Linked DNA regions of Homo sapiens: region 2 is linked to region 1. A link is an interaction called in ENCODE POLR2A ChIA-PET data of the cell type or tissue named here. Cell type or tissue: PC-9. All regions are shown on one strand.

Region 1 (2,500 bases):
TTAGTAAATTTCATATAAAGTCTGAATTAATTTTTACTAATTATTTACTAATGTTGATCAGTTTTGTTTGTTGCAGAGCTGACAGACTTATTGCTTCTAAAAACTAATATTCCAGTGTTCAGCAGGGTCTAGAATTCTGTGGCAATTAATGGTCATTGTTTCTATGGAGATTTTATTACATTATTCTTTGGCTTCTATTGCTAAGTACTATGTAAGTCTAAATTTTTCGGTACTCTTTTCTGTATTGGTTTCAAGACTTGTTTGAGTTACACAACGTTACAACAAATGTTTAAATATCTTTTATTCTGTTCAAATTTTGTTGCCTTTCCTGAATTGGAAGATCCATAGCTTTCAACAGTTTTTGAAAATTCTCAGCCACTGTGTTTCTTTGTTCTTTCCTCTCCTTGAATTCCCATTGGATTTATTGGACATTCTCATGTATCCTTTATGTCTGTTAATTTTTCTTTCATATTTTCCCTTATGTATAATTTTTTGTGGTACATTGTCAGTTTTTTAATCGTCTGTCTTGTTTGATAATTCAACTTTATATAGTTATCAGGCCATTTAGCTTTTAATTGCTGGGTGTTTGTATGTCTGTGTACATATGTATGTACACATAATTTATAAAATTCAAGTTCTAATTTTTCTGTTTTTTTATGAGTGTTTTCTGTGTTTCTGATTTCTTTTATAACTCTCATGGCTGAAATTTTTGTTTTAATAGTCTTTCACATTCTGTTATCAGTTTTTTGGGATCTACTCCCTGTTTGTATGTGCTACTCTTGTTTATTTTGACTGGAAGTTCACCTCTGGCAGGAGTATATCTGCAAATACTATACTGTACGGACTAGATTGGACAGAGGTAGTTTTTTTCCAGAGAGATTTTTCCTTCCCAAGAGTTTTTCCTGAGTCCCAGGGCTTTTGTGGCCATTGAGCCATTTTTTTTTTCTTTTTTTTGAGACAGAGTCTCGTTCTGTTGCCCAGGGCGGAGTGCAGTGGCGCAATCTTGGCTCACTGCCAACCTCTGCCGCACAGAAGCACAGATTCAAAGCGATTCTCCTGCCTCAGCCTCCGGAGTAGCTGGGATTAACAGGCTCCCGCCACCACGCTCGGCTAATTTTTTGTAGTTTTAGTAGAGACGGGGTTTCGCCATGTTGGCCAGGTGGTTCTCGGAACTCCTGACCTCAGGTGATCCGTGAGCCATTTTTATGTCAATATTTGTGGTAGGAAGGGGGCAGTAGGGGGAATTGGCAGAAACTGTAGATGAGAATTTAAGGTTGTACAATCTTAATGGAGACTTCTGGCCTTTGGAAAAGCAAACAAGCTTTCTCTTGTGTCTTTTTCTCTTTTGTGTCAATACTACTTATTAAATCTATTTTTTTAACTTAGTGATTTGAAATGGCACTGTGATAATATACCAAACTTTTTGTGTGTATATGGGCTATTTTGCCTTTAATTGGGTGTTCTTGGACAAGAATTAAAAATTCTTATTTACATAAGCAAAACTTTTTCAGTAGTCATTTTTGATAGTATTTGATGTTCTAATTTACATTTCATGTTCAGTTTGTGAGATGTTTTAGGTATTATGTCTCTTCTGGGGATAAGCAAGAATATCCCCAGAAGAGACATAATACCTAAAACATCTGATCATTTTAGTACTTCCATTGTTGAGTGACCTAAGGTGATACACCTAAGAGTTATTTTATTAATATTTTATTAATTAACCCATTATGTTCAACTTTAATACCCTAGCTAAACTTTTCCAAAGGATGATAAATTTTTGTGAATGATAAATTTTGAAGTAAGTTTTTCTATTTGCTGCTAAATTTAATTTCATTAAGTTTAAGCATCAGTTATTAAGACTACCCTGTGGTAGTGGGATTGGACAGATTTGTTATGGTTAGGGTAGAGCTAGGACCACTGGGAGAAGTTATAGGATGATGTGATTTTGGATCAAAACTAAAAAGAACTTGTCTTTCCAAAGAATAAAAGGGGTTTATGGGAGGTATTCATCCCTGCTTTTCAAACATAGGCTGGCTGCCTGTTGAGCTGGGTCTAATCTCTGAGTGGCTAGTTGGATTAGATGGCCCTTTCTTACTCAGAAATCTTATGAAAGGAAAAGCAGGTCAAGATGGTAGATTTTAAGGGGAGGAAAGCTTCTGTACATGGTGTAGCTGTTTTACGGTATGAATTTCATGTTGTAGTGTTAATTTTTGAACAGTTTTGATGACATGTTCTTTTGTCTTCAAAAACTGATTTTATGTGATTTGAAAACTGATTTGAAAGACTATTTTAAAAAGTTATTACTTTTTTGGTATTAAAGCTTTCAGTTTGTCTAATTATAAATTAGATTTTTTTTTTTACCGAATAAACTTTTAACCAGATTATTTCCCATGGAAGTGTTTTTAAATGAGCAGTGCCTTTTCCTGAGAAAATGGGCTGGTTTGGGCATGATGAGTAAGCAAAAGTCTAAAAGATACTTTCAGCAGCTATGACCTCTGCA
Region 2 (2,500 bases), 120 kb after region 1:
AATGGGCCAACCTGATTTTACCCAGTCACTACTGTGTCTGTAGACAGAGAACAGAAAGCTTGTCTCAGGGAGCAGGTGCAACGAGGCAATGGGAGTCGTTGCCATTCCAGAAGGTCACTTAGAGGCAGAGGGGCAGGGAGACCTTGCTTCATTTCAGGCTTCCTGAACTTTAGATTTTTGCCTATTCCAGTGATGAATTCAGAAGTGAGGACAGCTATGTTGAAAACTAGGCATGAGGAGAAACAATTTTTTTTTTTTGAGACAGAGTCTCACTTTGTCACCCAGACTAGAGTGCAGTGGCACGATCTTGGCTCACTGCAACCTCCGCCTCCCAGGTTCAAGTGATTCTCCTGCCTCAACCTCCCGAGTAGCTGGGATTACAAGCATGCACCACCACACCCAGGTAATTTTTGTATTTTTAGTAGAGATGGGGTTTCTCCATGTTGGCCAGGCTGGTCTCAAACTCCTGGCCTCAAGTGATCGGCCCACCTCAGCCTCCCAAAGTGCTGGGATTACAGGCATCAGCCACTGTGCCTGGCCAAAACAATTTCCTTTAATTAAGTATCATGTCATTTCACCTGACACATCTCAGGTGCCCTCATTCTCTTGGCCTCACCTGTGTTCCAGACTCAGGGCTTGCTCCATCTCAGTTGCTGCAGTGACACTGGCTCTGGCAAGGCTCTGATGTGGGGCTGAGGCCCAGAGTCTTTCTGCCTCCTCCCTGCGGCACTGCTGGACGTGAATGAGCATCATGCCACAAGATGTGCCATCTGGATCCCCTGGGGGCAATAGGTCTTTTAATTTAACTCCGAAATTCAAAGTGTGACTGTGGGTCACATTCTACCAATGAGAATGAAGTTAGGTAAACAAATTCCCTGTCCATTCTTCTCTTTGATGGACATTTTTTCTCTATATAGCTTGGCCAGAGATGTCTTGTGTGGTCAAGAAGGTACACGAGTTGGGGATTGAATGCATCTCTTGAAACTTGTTGAGGAGCAGTGGACAGCATTTACTCTCCATCCTTCCCTGACTTGCTTTCCTTTTTCCTCAGGTGCAATGCCCTGGCACTGTACTTCCTAAAGCATTAGCCCTTAATCCTTGTCTCAGGACATGTTTTCAAGGAATTCAGGCTGAGAGTGCTCTAACATGGGTTTTAGAGTAAAAAGTGAAATTTCTTCTGAACTTTTCCTCTAGATTACTGTCCTGTCCCATTCAGTTTTAAGGGAAGATGACTTTGGTTGATGGATTAGGCTGTCCAAGAAGCAAAGAGCCCTGTGGCTCTGATGTGAGAGGTATATACTTTGCTTGGGGAGGGGGGTCTGATCTCTCAACCTCAAAAGCTCGACGTTATGCTATATATATATATATATATTTTTTTTTTTTTTTTTTTTTTGAGATGGAGTCTCGCTCTGTTGCCCAGGCTGGAGTGCAGTGGTGTGATGTCGGCTCACTGCAAGCTCCTCCTCCTGGGTTCACGCTATTCTCCTGCCTCAGCCTCCCGAGTAGCTGGGACTACAGGTGCCCACCACCACGCCCAGCTAATTTTTTTGTATTTTTAGTAGAGACGGGGTTTCATCATGTTAGCCAGGATGGTCTCGATATCCTGACCTCCTGATCCGCCCGCCTCGGCCTCCCAAAGTGCTGGGATTACAGGCGTGAGCCACCGCTCCCGGCCACAGTATATGTATTTTAAGCACCAGTTTGTTGTTTACCAGACGAACATGAGAACAGCACAGACCCACTTCCCTCCAGACGTCCAAATGGCTGTGTATGTTTCAGGGACAACCAAGATGAGACAGACTGACGCATTTGGAGTCAAAGACTGCTCAATGGGTTCTTTTGGGACAGAGGTATATCTAGTCTCTCCATGGTAAGTTTGATTGGGATGAACAGTTCATTTCTTTGCTGCTTACCTGGTCCTGCCTTGACGGCCCCATCTCTTCTCTTTTGTCTGTGCCCTCTGCCTTCACACACGATTGTAGTGAGATGATCCAAATTCCTCTGGCTGAGCCTTGTGTCTCTCCTTCCTAAAAAGCTAAGTGGTGGTTCAGCCACGGAGGACTGAAAATCTGTTGTGAATTGGTGATATTAGAAAGTTGCGGCCACAACTTTCCATTTTAATCACTTAGAATGAGTTCCCTTGCTCTGATGTCACTGCCAAATTCCTGTGGGACTCTTCACAGATGAATTCCAGATAGCTGAGCATCTTGTTGTCAAACAGAAAAATAAGAACTGGAACATTTTTCCCCACTGGGTTAAGAAAATGCTGCAAGTGAGATGTCCTGGTTTCCCATGACAACGCCCCCTCCTTTAGCCAATCACTTTAGCTAGTCACATCTGTTGGCCCCTGGCTATAGAGAAGTCACTGTGAGGAACCGTGTGGTTGCTGGAGGCTTGTTTTACATACCCGTTTCTATGGGTTCTCACACAACAGTGACACAACCTAAGATTTCATGAGCTAATGGATCTCTGAAAAGCCAATTTAAATTTCCAGGGTTTA

What was found. ChIA-PET counts read pairs that join two places held together with the same protein. Peaks named below come from ENCODE experiments on the same cell type or tissue, not always from the same donor. Only the 100,000 strongest peaks of a DNase experiment are listed, where the experiment ranks them.
Region 2: POLR2A ChIA-PET joins it to region 1 with 12 read pairs; 2 of 35 experiments call an interaction of 5 or more read pairs at or near these places.

The regions. Positions count from the first base shown.
Region 1 is chr14:55,598,529-55,601,028 of GRCh38, forward strand. The region is part of intron 1 of KTN1 (kinectin 1); the gene reads left to right. Among named protein-coding and RNA genes, the nearest start is that of KTN1, 20 kb to the left of the region's middle. In PC-9, no CTCF peak of the experiment used is centred here; a DNase peak (open chromatin) is centred at 1,093; H3K27ac peaks cover 2,240 bases.
Region 2 is chr14:55,713,845-55,716,344 of GRCh38, forward strand. LOC124903320 (a long non-coding RNA gene) reads left to right here and starts at 1,657. Exons shown (of 2, transcript XR_007064179.1): 1 at 1,657-1,870. In PC-9, no CTCF peak of the experiment used is centred here; no DNase peak of the experiment used is centred here.